Regions from separate parts of the Homo sapiens genome. Here regions 1, 2, 4, 5, 6 and 7 are each linked to region 3. A link is an interaction called in ENCODE POLR2A ChIA-PET data of the cell type or tissue named here. Cell type or tissue: MCF 10A. All regions are shown on one strand. Links, peaks and the distances in the headings refer to the core of each region. The heading gives the core; the rest is flanking DNA.

The links. Peaks named below come from ENCODE experiments on the same cell type or tissue, not always from the same donor. Only the 100,000 strongest peaks of a DNase experiment are listed, where the experiment ranks them.
Region 1: POLR2A ChIA-PET joins it to region 3 with 34 read pairs; 3 of 35 experiments call an interaction of 5 or more read pairs at or near these places.
Region 2: POLR2A ChIA-PET joins it to region 3 with 11 read pairs; 5 of 35 experiments call an interaction of 5 or more read pairs at or near these places.
Region 4: POLR2A ChIA-PET joins it to region 3 with 10 read pairs; 5 of 35 experiments call an interaction of 5 or more read pairs at or near these places.
Region 5: POLR2A ChIA-PET joins it to region 3 with 20 read pairs; 5 of 35 experiments call an interaction of 5 or more read pairs at or near these places.
Region 6: POLR2A ChIA-PET joins it to region 3 with 16 read pairs; 4 of 35 experiments call an interaction of 5 or more read pairs at or near these places.
Region 7: POLR2A ChIA-PET joins it to region 3 with 22 read pairs; 4 of 35 experiments call an interaction of 5 or more read pairs at or near these places.

The regions. Positions count from the first base shown.
Region 1 is chr7:17,368,406-17,372,807 of GRCh38, reverse strand. LOC105375171 (a long non-coding RNA gene) reads left to right here and starts at 962. Exons shown (of 4, transcript XR_927074.3): 1 at 962-1,091. RefSeq lists an enhancer at 149-1,348. In MCF 10A, for the core only: no CTCF peak of the experiment used is centred there; DNase peaks (open chromatin) are centred at 437, 997, 2,577 and 3,507.
Region 2 is chr7:17,650,248-17,654,649 of GRCh38, reverse strand. No RefSeq gene overlaps it. Among named protein-coding and RNA genes, the nearest start is that of LINC02889, 94 kb to the right of the region's middle. In MCF 10A, for the core only: a CTCF peak has its summit at 2,598; a DNase peak (open chromatin) is centred at 2,589.
Region 3 is chr7:17,303,034-17,307,435 of GRCh38, reverse strand. All of the region lies in intron 1 of AHR (aryl hydrocarbon receptor), which reads right to left. Among named protein-coding and RNA genes, the nearest start is that of AHR, 6.6 kb to the right of the region's middle. In MCF 10A, for the core only: no CTCF peak of the experiment used is centred there; DNase peaks (open chromatin) are centred at 185 and 2,265.
Region 4 is chr7:17,488,127-17,492,528 of GRCh38, reverse strand. The region is part of intron 1 of LINC02889 (long intergenic non-protein coding RNA 2889); the gene reads left to right. Among named protein-coding and RNA genes, the nearest start is that of LINC02889, 69 kb to the left of the region's middle. In MCF 10A, for the core only: no CTCF peak of the experiment used is centred there; a DNase peak (open chromatin) is centred at 2,318.
Region 5 is chr7:17,522,027-17,526,428 of GRCh38, reverse strand. All of the region lies in intron 1 of LINC02889 (long intergenic non-protein coding RNA 2889), which reads left to right. Among named protein-coding and RNA genes, the nearest start is that of LINC02889, 35 kb to the left of the region's middle. In MCF 10A, for the core only: no CTCF peak of the experiment used is centred there; a DNase peak (open chromatin) is centred at 1,918.
Region 6 is chr7:17,644,701-17,649,102 of GRCh38, reverse strand. No RefSeq gene overlaps it. Among named protein-coding and RNA genes, the nearest start is that of LINC02889, 88 kb to the right of the region's middle. In MCF 10A, for the core only: a CTCF peak has its summit at 2,298 (motif pointing right); no DNase peak of the experiment used is centred there.
Region 7 is chr7:17,598,096-17,602,497 of GRCh38, reverse strand. No RefSeq gene overlaps it. Among named protein-coding and RNA genes, the nearest start is that of LINC02889, 41 kb to the right of the region's middle. RefSeq lists an enhancer at 3,139-3,640. In MCF 10A, for the core only: no CTCF peak of the experiment used is centred there; a DNase peak (open chromatin) is centred at 2,037.

The DNA of each region.
Region 1 (4,402 bases), core at 111-4,110, 65 kb before region 3:
TTATAATTACAGGGCCTTTCAGTGATGTTTTAAGGATTATTTTCATCTCACTGCTGCGTTTCTTATAAAAATGGAAAGTCCCAGATTTGTATTGGCAGATTGGATTAAAATTCATCACTCGCTGCATTTTTTCCAGGTCTATTTCTTAATTACTTAAACTGATTTAGGTAATTAGTTGGCTCTGTACCAATCCTTTACTAAGTTTAGTTTGAGTTTTGTTTCAGTGTTGTCATAGGATGAATAATGGCCTCTTAAAGACAGCCAAGTCCTAATTCTCAGAACCAGTGAATATGGGTACCTTGCTTTGTAAAAGAGACTTTGCACGTGTGATTAAGTTACAGATCTTGAGGTGAGAGATTATCCTGGGTTGTTGGGTTGGGCCAATGTAATCACAAGAGTCTTTATAGGAGGGAGGCAGGAGATCAGAGTGACTCACAGCAGATAGAGGCAAGAGGTTGGGATGACATGAGAATGAGGTCAAGAGCCACAGAATGCAGATGGCCTGAGAAGCTGATGGAGGCAAGAAAAGAGATTCTTCCCACGTCCCAGAAGGAACCAGCCCTGCCAGCACCTTGACAGTAGCCCAGGGAGACTGATTTTGGATTTCTGACTTCCAGAACTATAAGAGAAAAAATTCTCATTGTTTTAAACCATTCAGTTTATGGTAATTTGTCACAGTAGCCATAGGAAACTAATACAAACATTGACGTCATTCAAGACATACAGCTGTACATTTCATTTGATTGGTTGAACTATTGGGGTTAATATTTATTCCTACACCAAGTATCTAAGTTTACTTCATTGCTGTCAAAATGCAAACTACTGTTGGCTTAGATTTTATTGATGACTTGAGAAAATGTTATATATGTTCATCTATAAGGAAACCACTAAGTTAAAATTCAGAATTAAAAATCAGATAGAGTGGCTAGTCATCTTACTAAAGGTTGTTTTGTTTAGGCAAATTTGCTGCATGAGTCATAAATATCATGGAGCCACACTAAAACATTTCAAAAGTGAGTCAACTTACAAAACTGCAATTTGCTTCCAAACTCTTCAAGGACATCTATTGCATAAAGAAATCAAGCAAGGAAGTAAGTAATGAATGTAATGAACATAATGAATACTTAAAATCCATTCAAATTCTCTTAAAAAATTTTTTTAAGCGCAAAGGGCTGTAAAATAGGCTTGGCATTATTAGCCAAACCCTTTTCCTTAGATTCTCCATTTGTGCCCAAATGTACCGAGTTATTGTAAAAATAAAATAGATAAATTATGTGGCGGTGCCTAGATTAGTATCTGGCACATGGTAGGTGTACAATAAATATCAGCTGAGTGTGAATGGAAGGGGTGTTGGCAGCTGCGTAGCAGCAGATCTTGTTCATTGGCAGGTGATGGATGCCACCTCCAGCTTAGAACTGAGAGAATGCCTTTTCCTCCCTTTCAGTAAAAAAGAGGATAGAAAAGGTCCCTTCACTCTGGCCCTGTGCCAGGGCCTCCAGTTATTAATATTAGTACAGTAAATAACTAGTGTCTGCATGACATGTTTTCAGGCTGTCACATCTTAACAATGTTAGAGAATCTGTGAACAAGAAGTGAATTTTGAAGTACTTAATATGTGTTTTACTTCAGAGTTCCCTTAACAGCAAGACAACAGATCTAAGAACAAGTGGTTATTTTAGTAGATCACTTTTGTTCAGCATTTAGGCAAATACCTGATTGATTAATTGCTCTTTCTCTCTTCTTTTTGTCAGTTAAATGTTAGTAAAACATTCTCTCTCAAAGTGATGTGGAGTGTATTGTAAGCGGACTTACTGTCATTGACTGTACACATGAGCTGTTCCAGAATTTAGCTACATGGCTGAGAAGCCATGAGTAAAGAATAGGAAACACTTTTTTTTTTTTTTTTTTTTTGAGACTAGGTATCCCTCTGTCACCCAGGCTGGAGGAGTGCAGTGGCACGATCACAACTCCACTGCAGCCTTGACCTCCTGGGCCCAAGGGATCTTTCCACCTCAGCCTCCTGAGTAACTGGGACTACAGGAGTACCCCACCACATCCAGCTAACTGTTTATTTTTTGTAGAAACAAGGTCGAGGCTGCAGTGAGCCATGATCGTGCCACTGCCTGGGTGACTGTGAGACTCTGTCTCAGTGTGTGACCCCCAAATGCAGTAAAGCTCTCTTTCCAATCTGAAACTATATAAATCAATGTTTTAAGCTAGTTGTCCTTTCCAACATAGTATAAATTATTTTTGTAGAGGAGTGATTCTCAACCAAGGGAAATTTTGTCTCCTAGGGGACATTTGACAATGTTTGGAGACATTTATGTTTGTCACAACTGGGGGTGGAGTGCTACCAGCATCTAGTGCGGTGAGTCCAGAGATGCTGCTAAACAACCTTCTGTGCACAGGACAGCCCCTGCAACAATGACCCCAAACATCAGTAGTGCCAAGGCTGCGAAACCCACGAATAAGCTCATGTAGGGAATGACATGGGTTAGGGAAGGGAGCTTGTTATGAGCGAAAGCTAGCAGTTGTGTTCCCTGTGAACATTTTGCTAGTTGCCTAGCTGCAATTTCGCAATGTCGATTATTACTTAAGAGGAAGTAAAGCATGCTCAGACTGAGTGGGAGATGCAGATGTAAACTTTCTTAACTATGATAAGGTTCCTCTGCCAAGGACACTTAGAAATATGATTTGTGCATTTACAGAAATACAAAACATTTAAATGATCCATCTTCTCAGTTTTACTTTATTTCTGAAGAAAGCACTTGCATGAAATTCTATTCTTTTGCTATTCTTAGGCATAGCAAAAGAATTCTTTGATGGGAACTCCTCACCATACCAGGAAATGTATTCACAGTGGAAAGCCCTACATACTTTCTTGTGGAGGCTCAAGTCCACCCACACTAGGCAAGGCATTGCCTATAAATGCTCAATATTCAAAAGCGTAGGCCAGTAGTTGGGTCACCACCTGGGAGCTTGTTAACAGTGCAGAATCTCAGGCCCTACCCGGACCTACAGAATCAGAGTCTGCATTGTAACAAGATTCTTCAGGGATTCCCACACATGTTCAAGATCAAGAAGTACCGGAATGATCTTCATTCCATGGTAATAAAGCCCTAATATTTGAGATTGCAAATAAAATGGATTTTATTCTTATCAAAATATGTGGGGATTTGTTTATGACGAGCAATGCTGGATTGGGAAAGTTGGTTTACCTCTTAAGCTTCAGTACTGTCATTTCTATAAAGAAGGAGCGAAGATGAGAAGATCTCTAACTTCTTTTCTCACATTGTAGGGAATATCATGTTTTTTTTTTTTCCAGTGTAAACACAATCCATACAGTCTGGGTTGTCCTGCTGAGGGTAAATGTGAAAACCAGAGGGTCTCTGGCCAGTAGATGCCAGAGGTGCACAGAGCTATGTTAATAAACAGTAACTGAATTCTTATGCAATTCCACCTCCAACCTCGAAACTGAGCCTACTGAAGGGGTGTGCCCCTTGGTTGGCACTTGGGCCAATTCTTTGCATTGGCATTCTCTGCCTCAATGTTTGGCTGAACATTGTGTATAAATTAACCCATTACTCAGAACCAGCACAGTCTGCAGAAGTGGGCTCTGCCTGGGAGTGCCAAGGGGTACTGGGCCATGCCCACTGCTCCTGGCCCCTGGCCACCTCACTCGAGTGTTGAAGTAGAGGTTGTCCAGCTACATTCTAGCAAACACTGTCTGAATATAGACAGGCTGGGTGTGGGAGGATCTTATAGGACAGCTCACAAAGATAAAATGTGATCTACAGTTCAACTTGTTTCAAAAACTACCTCTGGCAAGTGATTTCGGGAGATAGTACTTTTGCTTTTTTTGGTGCATTCAAGAGACTGCCTTAGTTTGAATGCTGTAATTATTTCCCACTGCACACATATATCAAAACCTCACATTGTACACTTTAAATATATATAATTTTTGCTTGTTAATTATACCTCAATAATTATACCTCCAAGCTGGAAAAACATACATATTTGGATATTAGACTACATGTGAGGATACAAAAATGCTTCATTATATATAACCTAATATTTTAAATAAAATATTTGGTTGCCCAAAATTTACAAACACATGCAAAATAGAAAAGAGCAAGAGACTGCAAGATCACACTTGCAAGCCAAATCACAGACTCCACCACACCTCTGTTCCTATAAAATAATGGAGGGACCTTGAAAGTTACTTTTCCTTTGAAAAAGATGGAGTAATTAAAGTAGAAAAATAAAAGTTATTTTTACTATAAACTTACTATATTTACTAAACTTACTATATTTACTTACTATAAACTTACTGAACTTATTATATTTTCCTATACTAGGGTATAGGAAAAATATGTTTACTATTGTATAGGTTGCCAGTGTA
Region 2 (4,402 bases), core at 197-4,196, 350 kb before region 3:
TCTATGTGGGCTTTGGGTTTTTAGGTCAAACTAGTTTCTTTGGAGAGGAAGACACTTTCTGTGATTGGGTTTACAGTCTATTCAAAGAGTATATCCCTGTTCCTCATAGGATCAATTGAGTTATGCCTCAAGACAAGGGGTTTATAAGAGGAGATTTCAACCTTATTGTCATCAGGGTGATGAAGCACAGTGACACAACCTTTGTGAACTGGGTTGGGGATCTTTTAGCAGGATGGTGGTGGAATTCTTTTTAAGGAAAACAGTGTTACTAAGGACATAGGCATATTATTGGTTGTTGAATTTGTGGTTGTGGTGGCTAGGAAAGACAGAGGATTTGATGACCTATGATACAGGGTGGATAAGGCTATATTATTGTCTCATTGTTAAATGCATGAAATGGAGAATGAAACTGGATAAATACCTCGGCAGAGGATGATTGAAGAAAAAGCCAAAGTTGCTGTATTCACAGATTATTACCAGGTGTGGTTTTAGTTTGACTCTTTCATATTATCGTACAGTAAACCACACATACATTTAGAAGAAAAGTGTTTTATAGGTGACCTGATTGTAATGAATTTCACTTAGCATCACAGGATACTAGTTTGTGAGAATTATAGTAGCTTCTTGCAAACTATTCATGAGCTGACACATGGCCCAGTGGGTTTGGCATCCTTGCTTCTCAGAGTGCAAATTGACCTTAATGTTGTCAGCAGTGTTCACCATATAAGAATGAATAGATGGTTGTTATGGCCTGAATTTGGTACCCCTGAAGTTTATATATGGAAATCCTAACCCCTAGTCCTTCAAAATGTGACCTTATTTCAAGGCAAAGTCTTTACAGAGGTAATCAAATTAAAATGGGGTCATTAGGACTGGCCCTAATCCGTCACGACTGGTGTCTGATCAACAGGGGGAAATTTGAACAAAGAGATATGCATAGAGGAAAGGCAATGTGAAGAGACACCAGGAGAAGATGACTGTCTCCAAGCCAGGGAGAGAGGACTGCAACAGATCCTTCTCTCACAGCCCTCAGAAGGAACTAACTCCGCCAATGCCTTATCTCTGACTTCTAGCCTCCACAGCGCTGTGATACAATGAATTTCTGTTGTCTAAGCCACCCATTTTGTGATACTTTGTTACAGCAGCCACAATAAAGTAATAAAAGGGTCTTTGCTGAACTACTGTCATAGACTGACTTGGTAGGAGAAACATGTTAGGAGCAGTGGGCCATCAGGAAACTCCTTGAAGCTGTGAGACTGTTAGATAGGGTGGGCAATCGGTTCTTGTCTTTATCCATTTTGTGGAAAGACACAAACACCACCCAGCTGAGCAGAATAGGGCAAGGCAGCTGACCTAGCCAAAGGCCTCCTAGGAGCTTTTACCCAGCGCTCATCTGAATGGGAGGGGTTTAGGAGAAGTTGAATTTCCTACGTGAGCTGTAAAGAGATGTTATGGCTTCCAAAGAGATTATTTGAGGTGCATAGATGGTTTGGAAGAAAAACTCGTAAACGCTAACTTTTGCCATTGGCATTTAAAGAAAGTTAATAATCTGCAACAGTTATTTTATACTCCACTGCTCTGAAAGATTATGGTTACATAATCAAAGTAAGATTACATACTCTGAAAGATTATGAGATATAAAGAATATGTATAAACCTTAGTATTTTAGTTCATGTTTAGGACTTCTGAAAGTCTGCCCTATTTCTCCCTCTGCCTCTCTGTCTCTTTGTCCCTGTGAATTATGTGGGTGACAGTGCACTTTTTTTTTTTTAGATGGAGTCTCGCTCTGTTGCCCGGCTGCAGTACAGTGGCGCGATCTCAGCTCACTGCAATGCAACCTCTGCCTCCTGGGTTCAAGCGATTCTCCTGCCTCAGCCTCCTGAGTAGCTGGGACTATAGGAGCCCACCACCACGTCCAGCTAATTTTTGTACTTTTAGTAGAGACGAAGTTTCACCATGTTGGCCAGGATGGTCTCGATATCCTGATCTCGTGATCGGCTCACCTCAGCCTCCCAAAGTGCTGGGATTACAGGCATGAGCTACTGTGTCTGGCCGACAGTGCACATGTTTTGATCCTTGACTCATCCTATTACCTATTTGCTGTTATGTTTATGTTGAAAAAATGTTGCTGCTGTTAATATGGCTGCTATCCTAATGTACAAAACAAAGGATGTCCAAGTGTTACCTCCCAAGCAAAGAGATCTTATTAATGGTGGAAGTGAAAAGCCCCAAGACACTCACTGAGTGAGTGAGGCTACAAGAGGGGCCCCAGGCCTGTAAACAATCTGTTATCATTGATGTCTTTCCAGTTTCTCCCACCAGTGTATAATTTAAAACTCAGTTGGCCTGTGCTTTTTGACTTGATTACAACAGTTCCCAGCCTGTGAGGCGTTAAGCCAAAGTGGTTTTCATTAATTTGCCTTCTCCCTGAAGATTTTAGGCTTGCTGTTTCAAAGAAAGCTAGATACCACAATGAGCCAACTATTTGGTGAGAAGTTTCTCCTCGGGGAGAGAGCTGTTTGCTGCAATTCCAGCCTTCCAAATGTCAAACGTTACTCATTCTAGCTTTGGCTCTTGTAAATATGTGTAGTCCTTTTTATTTTAATTTGAGAGTGTTTGCCTCCACTGGTAGCTCAGGGAATTTTTACTTGCCGTTTGAAATCTAACCCTGGAACACAAAAAGTATGACTAATCCTACTTACTGGAATTTCAGTGTTTTCATCAAGGCTGCCTTTTCCATTTCCAATTTTATATAATAAGGGCAAAATACCAACTGGCAAACATATTCCTTTTTTTTCTTGGTTGCTGTACATTAAACTATCTACTGTGTTATAATAAAAAGTGATGCTTCATAATAGTGATTTTTGCAATTGAGACAAAACAGTTTCCAAGGGTATTTAAAGAGTGGATAGTTCATGATATGAATCCCCAGCTAATATATTTACACAAAGAAGCCTAAAGGTTTCAGCTGCTTTTCATCTTCTGTATGGCAAAGATATTAGGTTATCTCTAGGCAAGAAGAATGGTTAATACACTAGAGTCACAGCCAATGGAAAGATTTTAGAACAATATACAAACACTCGTGCCATAACACTGACTTAGTTAAGCAATTATTGTGATGACCATTGGAAAGATGAGAGTATCAGCTAACGCAAACCAAGTTTTTGTCTTCTTTCATAGGAATCCTTTATCATTTCCTTATGTCTTAGAGCTCCAAATGTGGATTTCTGGAATGCTGTTGGGAAGATCTCATATGAGGAAGCTCTAGTGGAATTGGGTTGAGACTTACTGACCAGGCAGTTCTTTAAAGACAATATCTGAGTAGCTTAGAGGGAATATAGGTACTAATTTGGAATGACCTAAAAAGAGATTTCCAATCCTTTCTGCTTTAAGCAATCACCTGGAGATTTGAAAAATGTAGATCTCCAGTTCCCATTCCCAGAGTTTCCAGTTCAGTGGGTCAGTGTACCTATGTTTGCTTCCAGATTATTCTGGGTGCTGTCACAACTGGGAACCCCTGGCTCCAGTTGTCAGTTTGTAACTGTATCTACAAAGAAATTATTATGAATTATTGGATCTGCAGGGGCTGCGGAATTTGGCATGTAAAGGAAAACTTTTTGCTTTGTGGTTTAATCTGCAGATCACCCTAAATCTCTTGTTGTTAGTATGGCTTCTTTGACTCCTCATGGCCTGACACACTTGTGGGTCAATTACTAAGCACTCAGCTGGAACTACTATGACCTGGCCCCGGGTGGATATCAGAAACACCTGTGGAGCTACTTGAAACTAGATTATTTTTTTCCAGAATTCCTGAATCACAGTCTTAGGGAGGGGTCCAGATATCCATTCTTCTATAAGCTTCATCGTTGATTTTGAAAAGCAGCTAATTTTGAGAATCTCTGAGTTATACTAATGGGGAGGAATATTGATTGACTGGCATTGGATACTAATTGAAGCTATAGAGAAATCACGTTAATTTGATTAAGATGATTAAAACTATTCATTTCACTATTCTATGATTTAGGCTTTGTGTTTGATCAACAGATATTTGGTAATGGTCATATGACCATTACAAGAGGGGGCAGAACTCTTTACCACTTGAAGTATATAAAAGCTTTCAGATACAGCTTAAGGTGAATCTTTAAGGCAAATATTTCCTTAGAACCTGAATAGGGAGTGAAGTAGGGGGGCATACCGTTCCGGGTGAAAAGGACAAAATGAATGAAGTGATTAAGATGGGAACTAGAATTCTGTGCTAGTAAGACAATGTGTCTTAGAGCTCCAAATATGGATTTCTGGAATGCTGCTGGGAATAACTTGTATGAGGAAGCTCTAGTGGCATTGAGTTGAGACTTACTGACCAGGCAGTTCTTTTAAGGCAAGATCTGAGTAGCTTAAAGGG
Region 3 (4,402 bases), core at 146-4,145:
TTCATGAAGTCCTCCCTGACCTACCTCACAATGGATTAGCAACTCTGCCCCATTTGACTTCTTATACAAATGTCTAATATAATGATTCCATTAAGGAATATTCCATACAAACAACTTCACAGAAATAGAAAGTGTGTACACAATCCAGTCCTGCACTCTTGGTGGCTTTCCAGTAATGATTATGAAACACTGGAGAGAAGAGAGTGACACAAACGCTGAAACAAGGCAACATGCTATGACACAGGGAGAACTAATAGTAACATAAAGGTATCCCTCCATGTGGTACTGCTGCCTGTCTTGTGCTGGCTCTTTGCAATATTCAGCCTCACACTAGATTCTGAGGCTTGCTTTTCATAATGCAAAATTGTCTACATTTCTAATGCATTACTATGTGTCTTACAAAATATTTAACATGAGAGCAAATTTCCATTGTCAAGTAACATAATTGCTTATACTTGTTTGCCTAACACCCTTATTTCTATGTAAGCTTAAATCATTTTTGTATCCTTAATGCCCAGCATAATAGAGTGGATTCTCAATTAATGTTTGCTGACCAAAAGTGCCAAGAAAAGGAATGATCACAACCTGACCAAAGGCAGTGACAGTGAGGTTAAGAAAGGACTGGCTTGAAGAGAGATTTAAGCCAGACTCAAATGTTCACTGAACTAAACTAACTCACTATAGGAAGTAAGGAAGAGGAAACCATTGAGTGAGGAGAGGTTGCAAATGGTTCTGCGATTTGTAGCTCAGAAGAACAACTACATTTCCTAATGAGAGCTGTACCAGAAAAGGAAAAAAGTGGCTTGAGGATAGACCTCAGTAATACCAACATTTAGGTATAGGGCTATGGAAGAGGCATAGACACAGAGAAGAAATGATAGACGGAAAAAAACCAGGGTAGAATATTTTGGAGGTCATAGAAGAAAGTCAAATACACAGAGGAAGAAAGTCAAATACACAGAGGAATTAAGGTCAGGGCTAAGAAGTACCCTCAGAACTTAACAATTCAGATGTACTGGATTTGAAGCTTTTAAAATGTCAGATTGTTAAAGCTAACAAAGGTAATGCATTTGACCCACTTTTTCACTGATTTTGTGAGAAATGTACAGATTTTGTTAAAATATTTAATATCTATCCATACATCTTGAAGATATACAGAACAATTAAAAATAGAGTAATCTTACATTAACTGCACTTGACTTGGATTACGCTAATATTTTTACTTTTGTATTGTCTTCGAATCTTTAAGAAAGGACACTGCTAACCATTATTTAAGGAAAAGCCTGTTTGAAATATAAATAAACATCCCTGTAAGATTGGATTTGGGAGCTCTGGAGTTCAAACATCTCCTGAAATAGACCGTATGATGTTGGTCAGGCAAAGGAGTAACTTATTATTTTTTGAAACCTTTACCTCAAAAATCTTGTCCCAATCTGTAAAATTGTTATGAAATCAAGACTCCAGCTGACTGCATGCCATGCTTCTGTTTAGAAGCCCTGCAAGCTTTAACTGCTGGTGGTAACAGGCCCAACAGTATGCCCAATGCCAGTCTGAATGCTATCTTGAAAGCCTTTTTAACATCTCCATCAAAAAAGTCTATGAGGTTCATCATTTGTAGCCAGTGTTTGAAGCAAAGCTGAAAAAATTAACCAAGTTTACTCATAAATATAACTGTTTTATATAATATTCATTATAAAACCTCAAAATGACATGCAAAGATATGGTTTCAGTAATCCTATGAGATCAAAGTGACGTTTTTTAACAAGAGATTGCCTCTCACAGTACTGAGTTTGCTCTATCGGATTTTTCCTCGGGGTGATTTAATCTACTCTTACTGCGTTGGTCTACTTACCCATAACTTGTTTATCTTTATTTCCAGTCCCTGTACCTGACCCTGTGCCCTTCCATTCAACATTCCCCTGGAGTTGGGCACCCGCTTCTCAGCACTATGGTGCTACTCTCCATCTAACAGCTAGGAAATCTGAAGTATTCCTCAATAAAATCCCCCTACCATACTACCTACACCCAATAAAGCCCAACTCTTAACCCCATTCATTCTTCATTTCCTTCCCCCAGCTTCAGTGCATCCGTATTTATCTCTGAATATAAATTTCAAATATTTACAATCATAAACTATGTGCTTAATGTAATGGAGGTGACACATAGCACAAATAGACCCCAACTTCATTGTCAGGCTGAACACAGCTGGATATTTTATTTCCCTATATGAGTCAAAAACATCTACAAAAACTTCTGAGAATTCTGGCTGGAAGCCACTTTTAATGAGTCAGAAGTCTTCTGCCACCCTCCTGCTGCTGCCCTATAATTGTGATGAGTTCTTTCCTTTCCCTTTTGTTTGCTATACCTGAGGAGAGATGATGAGATATAAACAGCATAGTTTCTAGCACAAGACATTAGCAGGGAAGATCAGGAAAATGAAATATGGCCTAGAAACCACTACTAGTTCCATAATCCTGGAAAACTCATTGTTTCCCCTCCCCCTTCTTCTACGCAAACACACATTTTTATTCCCCCTCGAACCCGCATAAAATGTATCTGCCTTACCAGAATCACTAAAACATTACCAAAAAAATTTTAAGTGGTAGTTAATTGTTAAATTAGTACATCTCAAATATGTACTAAGTGCATGGTACTGTACTGGGAAGCTCTGGTAGTTTCAAAGACAAATAATAGTCCTATCTTTAAAGACATTCTTTTTCCTACTAGGAGGAAATATATTTTATAACATGGCAAAATCAAGCATAATATATTGCTCAGTAACACAGGTGCTGCAAAAGAGTTCATGGAGATGTGGCATCTAAATCGGGTCTTAAATACAGGCAAGACACTTCTGTTTCTGTGACGGCAGAATATCTAGCTTTCTGCAACTACCCTTCTCTTCCAGAAAACCACACCAAAACAAGAAAAGCAGGAGCCAGAAACACAAACTCTGTCTCCGATGAACCTAAGTGACAGCTAAACCCAGATGCTAATAAACAGGAAGATGGTAGAAAAGAAATCAATAATAGCATAGAACAGGAAGGCAAATATAATCACAGTATATTACTTAGCTAAACAGTAAACAATATACAGTCAAAAATAATACAACACTAATGTGTATATAATCCAAAATTGTGATAAAATATATTGGGAGGATGCAGGAAGGTGAAAAAGGTTAAAGTGAGACAAGACAGCACTAAAATCCCTAACTACCACAGTAAGACATCAAAAGATAAGGCCTCACATGCTATACTTAAGATGTGCCACATATATAATTGACTTTTAAAATCTGCCAGTATTATTTAATAGGAATACATTTTAAAACAATATTTCAATAGAAAGAAGTAAAAAGAACAAACTAAAAGATGACTGAAAAATGTAAGACAAAACAAATGAATACGTAAAGGACACCCTAAGTAGAAAATCTGCAAATACAAGTGCTTCTCCTATACATAACCATGATCCCAACATATAACTTTAATTACCAACCACACTTTTGCCTATGAAATTGACAATAATATTTTTTAAGCAAAAATGCAAAGATATAGTCACATCCCCAGATTGATGATGGAATGTAATTAGTAAATTTTTCTTAATTTGATACTATCTCTTGGAGTGTACGATTTGGTTCAACCTTAAAACAACACATACTTTTCTATCCCAAAATTCCCTTACAGGAATTTTTTCCTAAAAAAATAAATTTGCATTAAAATTTACACGTCCCAAGGGTATTCTCTGAAATATTAAAGTATTAAATGGTTGGGAATAAAATTTCCTCCCAAAAGAAAAACAGTTAAAAAAATTATAGAATATTAGTACAACAGAGTATTATGCAGCCTTTAAAAACAATGTTTTAAAGAGGAAGGGAGGTGGGTAGCAAATCAATAAGACAGGAGAAAAGACTCTAAGAGGAAAGGACGTAAAAACACAAGTATGGGGATGAGCAAGTACAAATTATGTATGGGAAATGACAAATAATTTATTTCAGCCATAACACTATCTGAGAAGAAACAGTGAAAATCCCTAGGATATGGCTGTACTGTATGCATCACTGAATCTGTTCACCTGGACAGTACGAACACAAGTCAGTAAGAACACAAGCTTTGAAGCAAAAAGACCTGGGATCCAATATCCAAACTCTTTCTCATTATCTGAGCAACTCTGAATTTGAATCTCAGTTCCCTATCTATAAACTTAAATAATACTACCTTTCTTTAGTACTATTATAAAAATGAAGAAAATGATGTAAAGAACTGGGCAAGCTTGTATCAGAATAAGTGCTAATAAACAGTCATCTTTTGTCATATTAAGCCACTAGCAAAATATCAATTTTAAAAGAAGCATAAAAGTAGAAAGGTACTGTTGTAAAAGATTTGTATGGTATTTATTTCTAAGTAACTGT
Region 4 (4,402 bases), core at 221-4,220, 190 kb before region 3:
CAATGCCAACCATCCAGCTTGGGGACAAATGGAACAAGCTTCTCAAGATGAACTGTCTAAATATTCAACTGGAAGCTGGGAAACAGCAGTAAAATAGCCAATCATTTTGTTTCACATGTTATATATGATGGTAGATTAATTAGTGTGAACCTTGTGTGGGTAGGAACAGCATGTAGTTCAGCTCTGAACCTTGGCCAATAGGAGGCATCTAATAAATTTATGTCGTGAAGCATCTAGAATACCATAGGTTCCCAATTAATGTGCGTGCAGAGCAATTAGTACATGCTGGATAAATGTTGAATTAAATTTGGGGGTCGTAGGTGTACCAGGCCACTGAACACTATGATAATGATTTTTGTATCATCCACATTTTCAAATTCTCTAACATGAGAACAAAGAAGAGAAACAACGTAAAGTACAAGTTACATACAAATGCAGAACATAGAAATAACATAAGCAAAGAAATCACATTTGGAACATAATTAAAGTCCATTTGTAATGTGTTTGTGTTTAAGAGTTTTATTCTTGGCAAAACAAATTGTTGCTTGAAAGATGAAAGACTTATTTTACAAATGGCTTCAAATGCAATTACTTTCTACAGAGCAATTAGTTACCGATAGCATTTTAATGGAATAATATAAATGAATAAAAAATATATGAACCTGACTCTCCTGAATTCCAATATGATTGCAAATGAATGGAAAAGATACTCTTATGAATACTTTTAGATTTTTAAATCCAGAAATTGTTGTTGGTAGCTTGCTATATATGAAGGATCAAACATGTATCTGGGCCAGGTGCGGTAACTCACCCCTATAATCCCAGCACTTTGAAAGGCTGAAGTGGGAGGATTGCTTGAGGCCAGGAGTTCAAGACCAGCCTGGGCAACATAGCAAGACCACCCTGTCTCTAAAATTTAAAAAATAAAGGAGAAATGTATCTGAATTTACATATCCTTGTTCAAATATTTATTCATTGCTTCTACACACATTCACTGAGAGCCTAAAATATGCCAGGTACAGCAAGCATTTGTTACTTAGGGAGTGGACAACACTTTAATTAGGGCTTCGAGCATCAGAAATCCAAATTTTAAAAATGTTCTCTTAATTTTTGCATCTTCTTGTCCTTGGTACTTGTGTGGACATAATTGCCTTTGGTATGCCAAGGTGCAAAAGTGATAAATTAGCTCAATTAGGCCACATCTTGCAATGATGTACTTTACCTTCTATCAGCTATTTGGGTAACTCTGATATATTTGCTGCATTTTCAATTACATACACTTTTTCTTCCTCATCTTGGTTGTAGTCTTAAGGTCTGTATCCTTCAGATAATACATTTCATTTGTTTCATACGTTACATAGAATTACAGTAGATGTCTCCTAGGTTTTTTATTGGCTTTGTGTGATGCTTAGCTTCTCAAATGGAATAGATAACGTAAGCCCTAATAAGCCCTTGTGAAGATTTTAGCGCCAATCTAAACGGTAGAAATCAAGGTTCCTGTTACTTTGAGTCCTTCTAAGAATTTCAGATACCTTTTATGTTTTCTAGCAGAGCTGAGAAACCTCAAGCGTTAGAAGATTTGAGGTGTGGCTCTTTCAGAGAGAAAATTTTGAAAATCTAGGTTGATGTTCCCAAAAGCTCCTAACATAAAAATACAGGCTTGACCTACACTGTGATAGCAAAACTCTAAAATTATCAAGTCCACTTCTTCAAAGGAATACATGTGGAAATATTAATTGTCATAAGAAGGTGAACAATCTTTTATAATATAAACAGTAAAGATAAGCTGTTAAGTACTCGTGATACATTGGTCCATACCTTTATGAAGGAATCCATAATTTTGAACAACATTAGACTTTGGGGGGCTGGGGACATTACATAGCAGCACATACATAAGCTCATTGTAGCTAATATATGCTAAATGTTATATAAGCTTATGTAAGCTAAGTTTTCAGGTGAAATTTAGTAGATAGCTTGTATGGTGAGTAGAAGGTGAGACACCTGGATGGAGGCGGAGGATAGGCCAGGAAAAAGAATTGAAAAAAATTATTGAACTATAATTTAGAGTATTACATTTTACCTAGTAATGCACTTGTACACCTCATACTTATCTGTATAGCTGAAACAAAAGTAATGATATGTATTCTATGTCGGATGCTTTCTGGTATTTTCAATTCTATTGCATAACATTAAATAAACACTGTATCCATCATAGAGATTTCACAAAAAGATAGTAGTAAAAAACTTCAGTTGGAAAGGCACTGAACTTGAAGGCGGTAGTGGGGACAAGCCTGGACAGGTGTAGAGGGAAAGGACAGTCAGTCTAGGGCAAATAGGATGAGGCTTGTGAGGCAATTTAAGTAGGTACTTACTCAACTTCTTAACACACCAACCCTTCACTTGCGACCTGCGAGTGAGTGCCTCCTTAAATTTTACTCCTTTGCAATTCACTGCATGCCCTAATCTCAGCTCTGAAGACCTTCCTTATAGGGACATACCCATTTCGTTCTGGCAGAAAAATGACATCAGAACCAGGAAGATAAGTGAGTTCAGAAAGAAAAATAGAGCAAAGATTTTTAGGGCAAACAGCAGGTAGAAAAAAATCACCCAATAAACCAGTTTGCAGCACAGTATTCCAGGGGGCAGATCCAAGTTAGAAAAGTCCAAGCAAAGAGGAGAGCTACAAAAACAAGAGGCTTAACCTAGAAAGGCTGGATGTTGCCAGTGCCAGTGATCTTCTGGCTGGGATGAAGCACTTCTGTTCCAGGGGCAGTAGTTTGGTTAGAGATTATGTTTTGTCGTATGTATTCCGAAACCCAATAACAGTGGCTTAAACAGAGGCTTATTTTTGTCAAGTAGCATCAAGTCTAGGGGTGGACAGTATAAGGCTGATACAGCTGCTTTACGGACCCTACCAAGGACTCAGGCTTCTTGTTCCATCATCCTTAGCATGGACCTTCGTCATCACAGATGCAATTTGGCCACGCCACCCCTAGCCTCACACATTCCAATAGTGGAAAGAGGAATAATAATAAGAGGAGGAAGAAAAGGAGAAAGCAACAAGAAGGGGACAGAAAAGACTACTTTCCTAGAAACCCTCAGCTGAATTCATCTTGGGTCTTCTTGGTCAGAATTATGTCATATGGCCATTCCTAGCTGCAAATAAGGATGAAGGATGTTGTTTTTTTAAACTGGGTACATTGCTGTCTCCCTCCCTTCACTAAATGCTGGAATTCTGGTAGCAAAAAAGGAAGAATGGATATGTAACTTGTATTGTTGGCCATATACAAGAGGAACTAATCCCAGAATGACCAACCCATGCAGAGCAGTTAATTGAGAACACCTGCTAGTGGAGGAAATAGGTGTTTGCATTGCCATTTTACACCTAAGAATGCTGAGGCTCAGAGGGTAAGCAAAGGGCAGGGCTCAGATAGAAACTCCAGTCTGTTTGACACTAAAGCCAGATTTTTTTTTTTTTTTTTTTGACACCGTGATACTCTCCAAGGGTAAGTCAGCATATATCAGTTCCTCTTTCCCAAGTTGTTATCTGCTGGCTCATTTGGCCAAATTTTCTTTTCAGAATAAGAGATAAAAACATCCATGAGTCTGTAGCTAACAGAGAGAGAGGAGGGCATCATGTTGGGAAAAATAACTCATCAGATTAATTATCCTGAAACTTAGATTCTAGAGAAAAGGGAGGCAAGAAAGAATGTCCCAGTGTTGCCACCTTTCTGGAGGTTAAGGAACCAGTGTGTCTGTTTCAGAATATTTGGGGAAGTTCAGTGCCAACCCCTGGGCAACAGCGTTTGTCCTATGTGATCCATGGATTAGGTAGATCAGAACCACCTGGTGTCTTCTACAAAATGCAGATGCTAGACAAACATTCCTGGCATAGAAAATCAGAACCTCTGGGGATGGGGCCTGAGCATGTGAATTCTAACAATATCCTCAGGTTAATTATGATGTACAATACACTTTGGAGTCGATTGATATTAAGTATTAATAGCATTTATTGAGCACCTATTTCAACAAGCACTGGATCAGACACAGATAGATATTGTTTAATCCCAACACCCTTGCAAGATCCACTGTCTTATTATGTTCAGGCTCAAAGAGATTAAGTATCTTTTCGAACTCAGTTGGTTCTTAAGTGGCACTGGGGATTCCTTCCTGGAGTTTATTTCAGTCATCTTTCTTCCTAGGCACCAGACTCATAAGAATAGGGAAGCATACTATATTGTTTTCTTTAGAGAACCCACTTAAATGAAGTTTCGAGGTTCATAAGAGAGTTGAGTGTGTAGCTAAAGAGAAAGACACATTAGACAAATACTGTGGTGGTGTGAGTTGAGGCAAGAGAATTACGGATGGAAACATCTCTCTCAAATGTCCATATTCTAACTTT
Region 5 (4,402 bases), core at 169-4,168, 220 kb before region 3:
AGGAAGTAAAGTTCGTTCTGATTGTATGTGATTTTTCTAGGAGTAGTGAAGACTGAATATTAGAACTGAACACTTTTGATAGTTAAGAGACAGTATTAACTAGAAATTACTATCTGAAAGCATGTGACAGCAAAAATACAAAATTAAGAATGGCTTAAAAACAGTTTGTTCTATTCTAAAAAGAACTTCAATAGTCAGAATTTTAATAAAGAATTTCCATTAATTCACAAAGTCCCAGGTTCCATCCAGCTATTTTCCTCTGCTGCCCAAGGGTATGATCCTTGTCAGTATTGTCTGCATTCTACCCAGCAAGAAAAGTGGAGGCAAAGCACACAGCGCTTGCTTTGTGGAGATTTGCTCACCCCATTTCTGTGTACATCTCATTGACTAACAGTCACATGACTGTACCTAAATGAAATTGGGTGTCACTGTGTACCTGTGGAGGTTTGGGCAGGGGGCTGTCTATTTGTGAAGATAATGAAACTGATAATTGAAGACATAAAGGGCCTTTTCCACAGACCCCAAGCAAAAGTTCTTTTGGTGGTAGTTTGTAAAATAGGTCTTAATGGCACATTTTATTCCCTGTTGAATTTCCGTTAAAACTTCCATTGTATTTGTGAAGACACAGGATGCAAAGATTTTTAGAAAACAAATAGAATGGCTAAATCAGGGCATTAGGGTTTTTGCAGAGATCCATGAATTGATAAGGATCTCCAATATTGTTATGAAATAAAATAATATTTACGTATTTATTACTATTCATATCGGTACACTTCTGATTCATAAAATACAATTTCACATAACTGAATTTATTGTAGCTTATTGCATTTTTCATCAATGTCTACTTGTGTAAATAGAATTGTTGGGTATCATGGCTGTGGGGGGCATATTGTCATTTGAGGGTGATCTATGAAAATTTCTGATTTTAGAAAAAGTGACCTCATACTAAAAAACATTGGGAACTACTGTTATCAGATGTTTTGGTAAAGATTTGTGTGTTATTTTTTCTTGGCTTCGTTTCATAAGCTCTGCCTTGTCTTTTTGCCTGAATTATTTCTCTTCTCATGTTGCAATATTTTATTGTTGTAGGGAACCTTATATTGTTTTTGAAACAGGTTGGGTATAAGCATAAAATCTGATAATAGCTTCACGTTCTCTGCAGCCAGGTACTGGCTACTGGGGTGGATAACATTTTAGTATCTAGGAATTGCAAAAGAACTCTCATCTAGGTGTATAAGGATTTCCAAGTTGTTGGGGCAGTGGCCTTTGGATGTATAATTGTCCTTTGAACCCATATTTAATTTCGCCCTTTTCTTGTTTGAAATGGCTTGAAATGTGCATCAATTTTCAACTGGCTTCTAGTTTCCTGGAAATCCTGGTTTCCTGTTAAACCCTTCAGAGTTTCTTCTCACACTCAGTGTGCCCCAGACTTGCAGTGCCTTTAGCTTGTCACCGCCTTACTCATCATCTCTTTTGAATGCTTGGTTTCTTTCCCTCCTTCAGTTTTTCACTTTTGTTCCCTGGATATTTAACATTTTTGTTATATGTGGTCAGTTCTTTAAATCATAAGTGGTACTATTGGCTTGTTTCCCTTTTTTCTTCTACGATGGGGAGGAGATACTAAGTATTTTCCCCTGGAGATCTTTAGTTTTCTTTTACATTTATCTGTAGCCTTCTCTGGGGCTATTAAATGTAGACTTCCTCTCAGTTATCTTGAGTTTCTATGGATTAGCTTGTCAAAATAGTCAAACATAACTGACAAATATACAATCTTCATCTTGGCTTGGGTCAACCCCCTGCTCTTTTATGAGCCGTACTGAGACCTTTGAAGTACTAGTTCCTCTCTCCACTGACGGCTGCTGGCAAAGATGCAGGCAGCCTGAGGTTGATGGCGACATGGGCAGGTATCATTGCAAATAGCTGCGGCATTGTAAACAATGCAGAGTATCTTGCCAACGACTACTCATTGACCTTGTTTGGCTCTGGGAGCAATGAGGTAAGGCTGTTGAAATAAGTTTGAGATTATGAAACACTAGACTACCATCAAAAACATAAAAATAGGATAATCTTTTTCAGCAGAGTATGTAAGAAATTTTCATAAAAAGAAATAATTATCACTCTGTACAGACTGGGGATTTTCTTTTGGTTTGAAGAATTTGACATTTGCTGTGATTTACCAAAATAAGTGTTGATGGACCTAAGCTGAATGTAACCTGAACTGTGAATAGAGCCAGAACTGTGCGGAACTTCCAGTCATCTCCATAGAAATACAGAATGCATAGAAAATACAAGGGTAAGAAGAGGAATCATGTGGAAGAAGAGTAAACATCTGGTATTCAATGTTTATAACTCCCTTTATATAGGTTATGCAGATCTCTTTAGGTTAAGCAATTACCCAAGTGCTAATCAATAGTACAGAAGTCCAAAGAAAGCCAGCTGGAGTTCTGATCAGGAAGTCCATATTCCACAGGAGGCTAACAGAAGTGCTTCTGTTTTTTGTGTTTCAATTAGCAATCCGTATGGAAATTAGCAGATTGAGCAGAAATTTGCTTGTATTGGTGAAGTGGGTGACTTATAAATTAGGATAATTTCACTGCTTGGCAAAATTTTAAGTTTTCAGGAGAAATGATTTCTTTAAAAACATGTTAGAGACATTCTGCATATTTATATGCCAATGGAATAAGAAACCAGTGAGGCCTTACCATACCCTTAAAATAGTGCCCAAGGCTTGATCCCTAAATGGTCCTGTGGCCACCCATTGATTTATGAATTTTTCAAGTTGTCTGGAGCTAACTATCAGGGTACTAGGCCCTGCTTCTGGAAGGCTGTCATAATTGGTTTCAGTTATTTTTTTATGTTGGTGGGGCGGCTGATCACTTAAAAGGACAATGCTGGCATTTCAGTGAAACTACAGTACAGGTTGTTTTTTGCCTGCTTGTTAATGAATGTTTATATAACTGTAAGTGTGGGAGAATTTTGTACGAGACTTGCTTTCGTTACAACTTGGCAGCTCAGTTTTACTGAATGGTTAACTTCCAAATCAACCTGAGAAAACATAAGAACAAAGAATGTATTATTGGCTAGGCCTATCATTTAAAATGTTAACTATTTTAAAGAACTAAAAGTATGCCATTTTCTTTAAATTTTACTATATCTTTGATTATTAAAGGTGAACATTATTTGTGTTAGCCATATGTATTTTTATTTTTCTGAATGTTCAGTTCATGCTCTTAGTTGAATTATCTTGTATATATTTTATCCAGCTTGTTTTTACTATTTAGGTTTCTGAGGTTTTACGATGGGCAGAAATAAAAAATTTTAGATCTTTAAATCTAGTAATCTGTTCCTTTGTTTTTGAGCTTATTATGCTTTTCTTTTTCTTCTGTGAGTGACAAATTTGCTTATTTAATTTTATTTTTTATGTTATAATATTTGGTGTTTTTTTACATTTTACTATCATTATTTTGGAATTGTTCGGAACTGTTTCTCAAACAAATCTCCTTCTCATTCATTTGGAAGGCCTCATTTATTACTTTCTTGATTCTTACGTATTTGACAGTACCGTGCTCTTCACCTCGTTAGAGCTTCATAACATGTTAATATTTCGTAGTGCTAAACTCTCTTCTCCCATTACTCTTCCTTTTCAAAATGCTCTTAACTCTTCATCATTTATTCTTTCACATTAAATCTAGAAATATTTCAAAAGAAGCCCCCTTGACATTTTGGTGTAATTGCTTCACAATTATAAATTTGAAAAGATCTAACATTTAATAATAGTCGATTTCCTCATCCATGAACAGGGAAAATTTCACCATTTGTTCATGTTGTTTAAATGAATAACTCAGAAAGGACGTTCATGGTTCTTGCTCATTTGTTTAAAAAGACTATTTCTATATATTTGTCGTCCTTGTCTACTATTTTTGTTCTATCTTATATTTTAACCAGCTATTGCTGACATGCCAAAGAGTGATTGCTCTTTTGATTTTATCTGGTGTCTATCTGATTTACTGAAATTTCTTATGTAGTCTAATAACTTTTCAATTGATTATCTTGAATTTTCTAGGTAGACTAGCAAAATTCTTTTTCCTTTATATTTTGATAATAGTTGAAAATCCTAGAAAAATTCAAAATACTGGGATTATGAGCATCCTTTGTCTATTCCAGATTTTAATGTATGGGCTGCCTAACAGTTCCTCTCTTAAGCAAGCAAATAGCTGTTTTAGGTAGATTAATGTTTTTGCATATAAATAACATCCTTTTTCATCCTGATGCTAACAAAAATTTTAAATCAGAAATGGGGCTGACTTTTATCAAAATGATTTTTAGCAGCTGTTGAGCTAATCAAATGTTCTGTGTGTTTGTTTTGGGTCTCTTGATATATTACATAGAGTTCCGATTATTA
Region 6 (4,402 bases), core at 204-4,203, 340 kb before region 3:
ATGCTCCTTTACATGCTTTACCTTCCATCTGATGGCTCCAGTTGTTTCTACTCTCCCTTCTCTCACTCCCAGAGTCTTGATGCCAGAGGACTCAAGTGAGCAGAGGTCTTTGGTCCAAGGCAGCAGATGGCCTCTGTAAAAATCAGAGGACTCTCTCTGCCGCCAGAGCAATGTAAGGGAGACTCAGACTAGCTGAGGTGGACTCCTGGAATCTGGGATCTGGGGTGGAGCAGAATAGGGAACAATGAGAGTCAGAAAAGATGTGGAAAGATCTGCTTTAAGATGTGGATATATCAGGTGTCAAGGTTGTAAAATAGCTTACAAGTAGGAAAGCAGTTCTATAAACATTCACCAGCAGGCACTGGGAAAATAGCACTGAACAGAGCTGGACATAGCCTTTGCTCTTGTAGAGCCATGCCTCAAAATAACCTCCATTTATGAGGAAAAAGATGGGGAATTATAGAATATATACCAACTCTTTATGCTTTTTGACCCTATGTCAGTTTTGTGGGAATAACTCCTGCCTTGCCGCAAAGCACAGCCTTCACACTTTATTAGATTCAATATTGTGTTGCTTCATGTCCTTAAACATGAAAATGAAATTGAAAGGTGGACAGATCTGAACAGCACAGATTTGGGGTGCTGGCTCTTATGGCTGAAGTAAAGAGCTATATGATGGCTTAATTTTTTTTAACAGTCTATGGGCTTTTTCTCAGGACACCAGTCCAATTTCTCTGTAATTGTTTTTTTTGTTCTCTTAGGAAATTCAGAGAGATTGCAATGTTATTAAGCTCATAATATTTTTCTTTTCTTTTTGAAGTTCTAGTTCATTTATTTTAACCTTTAATATTCCATTGTATCAATATACTACAGTTTTTTTAAACCCATTCTCCTATTGATATTTAGATTATCTCCAGTTTTATGTTCTGACAAACATAATCTCAAGAATTTCTTAATCATTATCTAATCAAAGGTTAAAGAATGGCCTCAATTATTACTATGAACAATAGCAAGAGAAATGTAATTTGTCCATCATGCTGTCAAATACAATAATGCCAATATAAATTTCCTTAATGAACAATGAACACTTCTATTCAGTTACAAAAATTTTTTGGCTAAGTGGTAGCTGGAGATTGGACTTTGTGCTAATACTTAGGTTAATTGCATCTCATGTTAATATGTCTTAGTGGGTGCAATTAAGTAGAATTATAACTTGTTCATGTTATAATTCCTTTTGCCTTTCTAATTCATCGGTGAACTCCCATAACTTAACTCCTCCTTCGTTTAGGTGTCTGCCGCTTCACAGGGGAGAGAATGTTAGGAGATTTTCTTTTATAGCTTAGGTTACTTTGACAGAGAAATATTAGGCATCATCTTAATTTCAGCATGATCATCCTTTTTTTTTTTTGAGATGGAGTTTTGCTCTTGTCGCCAGGCTGGAGTGCAATGGTGCAATCTTGGCTCACTGCAACCTCCACCTCCTGGGTTCAAGTGATTGTTCTGCCTCAGCCTCCCAAGCAGCTGGGATTACAGGTGCCTGCCACCATACCCAGCTAATTTTTGTATTTTTAGTAGAGACGGGCTTCCACCATGTTGGCCAGGCTAGTCTTGAAGTCCTGACCTCAGGTGATCCACCCAGCTTGGCCTCCCAAAATGCTGGGATTACAGGTGTGAGCCAGTGCACCCAGCCATCATCCCTTTTTGAAGGCAGAACCACTGGATATGTCAATCAGTTGCTGGAAGATTCACTCCCATGGTCCTTCTAACACCATACCTTGGCCACATCCTCAACTGGAATTCAAACTTGGGGTTAGAAGGAAAATGCTCTTCACCAGCCCTTAAAGATTTCTAACGTAAACTTACAGCAGTAGTCCCTTAAATATGAAGAATAATCAAGCTCAATAAATACTTTGATATTTTTGAAAAAAATGACAGATTTTCGGCATTGAGAAATTCTCTGAAGTATAAGCATATCCAAGAAGAATGTCATATATTCTGTCCTTTTCTTGCTAGATGGAATGTTTAAAAGCTGGATAACACTGCATTCGAATGTTAATTCATGTTTTGGGTTCAGTTTCATAGCTCAGCATCTGATATTTATTATGAATTCACCTGAGGTATATTTTCTTTATTTTTTAAGCGATATAGTCCCTAGTTTGAAAGATAACTTGAGAGATTGATTCTTGACACAGTTAAATTCTCTTTCTCTTGAGCCGTGTTTTTTAACCTCAGATATTGGTCTTAAAAAAAAAAAAATCCAGTGCCAGAAACTCCCAGCAGATGTCATTGTAAGGCAGATTTGTTTAGCAAGGCTTTTCTAGAATAGTGAATAGAATTGTTGCATATAGTAGTGATGTGTGTATTAGGCACTGGAGTTAATTGATTCTAGTCTCATCAGAGTGGGATTTGTTATGAAGAGGTAAAGAGATTCCTGGGATTCTTGCCTGTCCTTTTATAATGTGGGAGCACTGCTTTTCTGCAATATAAGTTAGAGAACAAGAGTAACAGCTTTTCACCCAAGCATTTCCTGGGCTACTCTACCTGGGGCTACCAGCTTAGCACAAGGCATGACTGTGTTCTGCATGGGACAGAAGAGCCATGGGGAGGAGACTGTTGCTTAGACATATAATGTAGTAAGTGAGGGAGGTGCAGTTTCAAATCAGAGAGCCTCACTAATTCTAGACTCCACACCCTTAGTCCTGAAGGGAAAATACAAATGGACATGAAAACATGTGTCCCAATAGAGCACATCTGGTCCTTATCTAAAACGGAAAGGCGAATTATATTGGAACTGCCTAACTGATTTCATGGATATCAATTTCAAGTGAAAAAAACATTTATTCCCAGGGAAGGTCACGATACATTGTCTTATTTACTATAAATGTAAATGAAAGTCAACCTAAATTCGCCTTTGTTTCCATGTATATATGTGGTGATATATGTTGGTTACCTATGAAGATCTTATTCTTTTACTCATCAATATTGTAAGAGCTTGTTTCTCACTTAACGATTTTTACATTGCTTGATTAGATTTTAAAAATAAACTCCTTTGATGAAGCCCTCTTTTAAAGCCAGAAATATACTTTGTATTGTATAACATTAACTGAAATGCAAATTGCTTAGAAAATGTTAATACAATGTGTTTGGAAATCAACTACTTTTAAAAAACTGCAGGGATCAGGTAAAAGAGGAAAACTATATCAAAGATGGAAGGATGAAAGTGTGAGGAAATAGTAAAAGATATGGACTTGGATATGGATTTGGATATTCCAACTGAGTATCTCCACTTAACTGACTCAACATATTAACCAATTTTTTTTTCTTATACTATCTGATGTCTGTATCATCCTGAAAGTAAGCTAGCAGGATCCCCACAGTTTTGCTTTCCCAATAGAATTGTGTGCCTGCCAAGGGTCAGGTGAGTTTGTCCCAATCCTGTTTATGCCACCTATACTTGCCATTGAATTAAAGTGGGTAATTGCAATATTATGTGAACCGTGAAATATGACTGCAAAATAAAAGGGGATTTTTATTTCTCTGAAAACTAATTATATATAATGCTTAGAAAGACTTGATAAAGAGAAGTTACTAGACTTGCTATTAAATTTGGATGTGGATGAAACAAATATAAGAGGTTGGAGGGGAAACTGAAAATCTTGAAGGCCTGTATTCTAAAATTTCTGCAAAATTATTTCTGGGTTCTTGCAAGGGAAGTGGGGATTTGGAGAGAACGCCTTGTGGATGTGGGTTATTCAGGAAAGATGATATGGATTTCTAATCAGATAATGTGCACTCAATAAAAGGAGACCCTCTACATTAAAAGATTGGTAAATTCATGTTTATTTTCAGGTTTTAAATTACAATATTTGATTTTAAAACTCCTCTACTTTGTTCAGCTTTTTCAAGTAACTGACAAACTATCGATATTGATCTTACCAGATGAAAGTTACTGCTCTGCATTTTAAAAATAATTTTTAATTATAGGCTATGGGTATTAGCCTGTTTTCATGCTGCTGATAAAGACATACCCAGAGGCTGAGGCGAGTGGATCACAAGGTCAGGAGATCGAGACCATCCTGGCTAACACGGTGAAACCCTGTCTCTACTAAAAATACAAAAAATTAGCCAGGCGTGGTGGCGGGTGCCTGTAGTCCCAGCTACTCGGGAGGCTGAGGCAGGAGAATGGCATGAACCTGGGAGGCGGAGCTTGCAGTGAGCAGAGATCGTTCCGCTGCACTCCATCCAGCCTGGGCGACAGAGCGAGACTCTGTCTTAGAAAAAAAAAAAAAAAAAAAGACATACCCAAGACTGGGTAATTTACAAAAGAAGGAGATTTAATGGACTTACAGTTCTATGTGGCCAGGGAGACCTTACAACATGGTGAAAGGTGAAAGGCACATCT
Region 7 (4,402 bases), core at 185-4,184, 300 kb before region 3:
AAACTGCAGTGGTAGCAGCTCTCCTCCCACTCCACACCTGTGATGGGGGAGAGCACAATTCCAGGATCTACTCCTGAGGTACTTTCCACAGTCCTAGCTGTGGAGGCCCCTACCCTGCTTCAGAGCAGGTGCTGCAATCTCTGGCCCAAGAGTAAAATGCCTGTGCAGCCATGATGCTGTGTTACCGAAGAATGGCTGATTTTGTATGCACTCAGAATAAAAATGACATTCTCCTCTTGGTTCTGGCCTGGGAAAATGTCTACAGCTTTTCCCAATGTCTTTCTCTCACAGTATGTCCAAGCTTCTCCCCATTTTAGCTCCAGAGCTTAGGAGAAACAAAATGCTCTCCCTGGCCTGGGTTGCTCAGATCCTTAGGGGAAAGGTGAGTCATAGAGGGAGGCTCTCTGCCTCTCTCACATACTAGGGCTTCAGTCAATTTTATCAGCTGTACCTATATAGGGGCCATTTGCCTATATTCTCCTCCTCAGGAGGTAGTGTCCTTCATGTTTCTGGTAGATTTCCTTTTTCCTTCCTGAATTAAAGTTCACAAAGTTGATATGTGTGCACTGTCTTTCTATTTCCAAGTGGCTGAGGAATGCTAAAAGCCCCCCATCCACCAACTTGGGGAAAAAACCCCAAAGGACGAAAGCTGACTTTAACAGACTTGGATGCAATTTCTATTCCTCATTTAGCAGCAAGGTAGGAATCTCTGGACAAGAAATTATGAGCGGATTGGTAGCTCCATGTGGTGTGCTTTCTGAAGCATGAAGGAAAATTCTGCCTTAATTACACATTTCTGGCCCATTCTTTCCTCCACATTTGCTGATAGATGTCTAAAATTTCTTTAATGGCAACTTGCTGAGAAACTTTTAGGTTGAAAAATAGAGCAAGGTGTTTTAAATGCAAATATCCTCAGGGGAGGCAAAGCAATGATTTATCTTAACATATCCTGACTGGTAACTTGTGTTTTCTGGAAAACAGACTTATTGGAGTGTGGGAAAGGACTGGATGGCTGAGGTGGGAAAAACATGCTAAGAAAGGAAGCTGAGGACCTGATTTAAACTTTAGCCTCTCAATCCTGACCTGGCCTGTCATGCTGAAGAATGAGATGTTTCCTTGAGTTAGATTCAGGTGTGGCTAAGTCTCTGGTTTAAGGTGGTTCAATCACTCTATCAATGTGAGCCACGTGATCTTCGGAAAGTTACTTCTTTGTATTTGAGAACCCCCATTTGTAAAATCCGTTACTTCCAGGTTATTGTGAGGATTAAATTAATGTTTAATAAATATTAACTGCTACTGCAGGGCCCCTTTCTTAATTTAAAGCAGTCTCACTATAAGTAAGAATAAACACATTGTCTTAGGAGTGTTGTAGAAGGTGGATAATCAGGTTAACTGATTTATACATAAGTGATTGCCATTCCTTCCCTATATGCTTTCTTATTAAGGGTAGCGGTCCCCAAACTTTTGGAGAGGAGATGCTACTTTTTATTTTCCACACAGTTTGAAGTTACTAGGATGTAAATTAGAAGAGAGGTGTAGATATTGAAAAATCTCTGGGCAAGTTTAGGTGACCATGGGGTGATATGCTAATGTTGTCTCTCAGAGTGAAATTGCCCCTGAGAGATATCAGAAAGAGATAGTTTATCATCACTGGGAATTCTATCAAGCTGTGGAAAGGAGGCTAATCCTAAAAAAAAAGGTGGTCTAAGATTATTTTCATTTTTGAGTAAACTATAGCCAAGTGAACTGACTTGAATGAAAATCCCACAGATGAACTCTAAATCAAGGGTTCTTTTGATGACTTTATTCGGCCTTTCCCACACACTTCAGAAGTGAGCTGTGCTGCAAAAGTGCCAAAACCCAAAGAATATTGTAGAAGTCCATGTGGGACCTCTTAGTGGTAGAGCTGACCTCTCATGTAGGGTAGGGATGACCTTGTAAATAGTTTAGAAATACAATGTTTACATTACATCAGTATTTTCATAGGCCCTACCTACTTTGCGGCCAATTTTATGCTCTGGAGACACATACTACTTCCTGCCAGCTACCTAAACAGCCTTGAAGCAATGGGCATAATGACTCATGGTCATGTAACATTCTTTTCAGACACATATCAGCATATTTGTTATTACATTACTGCCCAAACACCCACAGAATCCCGGGAGGTAAAATAGGATTAGTGTTGAAGAATTTAGTCCCACCCATTTCTCTTTTATTCAAATCAAACTTTTGAAATGATCACTGTTGAGGGTTCATTTTTGCTTCTAATAAGGGATATGGTAAAGATGTGTGATCAGGCTGGTCTCAGTCTTTGGAGTCAAGCCATATTCTGGAACTATATTATTTGGAAACCACACCTAAATCATAGCAAGGAAGTCATCCGATATGAACCACATGATCCAACTTGCTGGTGTGAAGGTGCTGGCATTACATAGCACAGCACAGAATGGGAAACAAGAAGATATCCTATAAACTGTCCATTAGCTATTCAACATAGATAAGTGGTTTGCTTACAGCTGAAGCTGGTAATTTATGTCGAATAAAATGGTCAGATTCACCTGTCTCAGCCATAAATCTCGTGCCATACATCCTGGCTAATGACCAGATTCTTCTGCGTGATTTCCTAAACCGACCTGTAGATAGCATAAAGTACACGTAATATTTACAGTGCATATTGGATTAAGGGAGCAGCTATTTTATGCCAACAACAGGGCCACAAAGTACTAACACACACTGAGAGTCCATTACATGGGCATTGATTAATTTCACTGAATTTTTTTAAGTGCTAAAAGTGTTTTAGTAGTCCCTGAAATATTTATTCTCTTGCTTTTCAGAGCAATAGGGTTATTCATTTATTCGTTCATTTGCTAAATGAATGAATTAATGATTATGTATTAAAATATCTAATCTGAGCACTCACTCTAATCCTTACTTAGCTGAGTGAACTTTGGCAGTTAACCTTTCTGCTTCACTTTCCTCATATGTAAATAGGAAAATAATTGTGTTTATCTCCTGAGGTTGTTGTCATGATTAAATGAATAAATACATATGAAGTGCTTAGAATAGCTCTAAACATGACAATAAAATTTATTTTTTTTTTGTATTGGAGACACAATGATTATATTGCTGCCTACCAAATTACCCTAAAACTTAGTGGCTTAAAACATCACTTCTTTACTATCTCATAGTATCCATGGGCCATAAATCTGAGCATGGCTTACTTGGGACCACTATTTCACAGGTTAAAATTAAGGGGTCCACTGGGCTTAACTGAGGAAAAATCTGCCTCCAAACTCACATACATAATTGTTGGCAGGATTTACTTTGTTGATGGCTGTTGGGCAGTGATTGCCCTCAATTATTTGCCATTTGCATCCTTTCAACTTGGCAGCTTGCTTTGTCAAAGCATGCAACTTGAGAAGCTAATAGAGTCAGCTAGCAAGACACAACTCACAGTCTTTTACAACCTAATTATGGAAATGATATTCCATCACTTTTGACATATTTATTTCAGGTGAGTCACTAGGTCCAGCCCATGCTCAAATGGAGAGTATGATACAAGAGTATGAATACCAGGATTTGTGGATCACTGGGAGCCATGTGAAAAGCTGCCTATCATGATGGTGAACAACATAAACATGAAGATTATGTTTGTTAGGGGAGACAGATATAAAATACAAATACAATATCCATTACAAATTTTGATAAATACTATGGATTAGAAATATAATGTTTGATGACAAATTACAATACTGGTACTTGATTTGAGTTGGAGTATTTCAAATCAAGCCATCTCTTACAAAATAATATTTAATTTCAGATTTGAAGGATGAGTGGAACTACTGAGATGTAGAGCAGGAAAACAGACGAGTCTCTTTGGAAGAGTAAATAGATGACACATAGGCCCTGAGATGGGTGAGCACCTATGCATGGTCACTCCATGTAGCGTGGGTTCTCAGAGCATGGTGGCTAGTTTCTGAGATAGAGTGCTGCTTCCTGGAGCACTCCAAGAAAAGCAGAAGCTGCCAGGTCAAGGTATATAGCAGCCCTTCCAATGTATTTTATTGACCAAAATAGTCACAGGTTCAGACCCGAGTCAAGGGCAGAGGTAATAAACTTTACTGTTTGAATTGAGGAGCAGTCTGCTTATACAAGAACCAGCATAATTGTTTTGGGCCATCTTTGGGAAATAACCATGATCAAGAGTAATTTAGATTAAAGACTGTATGATAAAAAAGCAAAGAAAGGATGTGTAGATACCTCTTTAAAAAGCTTGGGTGGAGCTGGGAGTTGACACTTAGATGGGTAACTTTAAGAAGATGATGGTAAAGACAGGAATTTTATGAAAGTGATGTTTGTATGTTATAGGGCATGATCCTATAGAAAAGAAAAGCTTGACGAT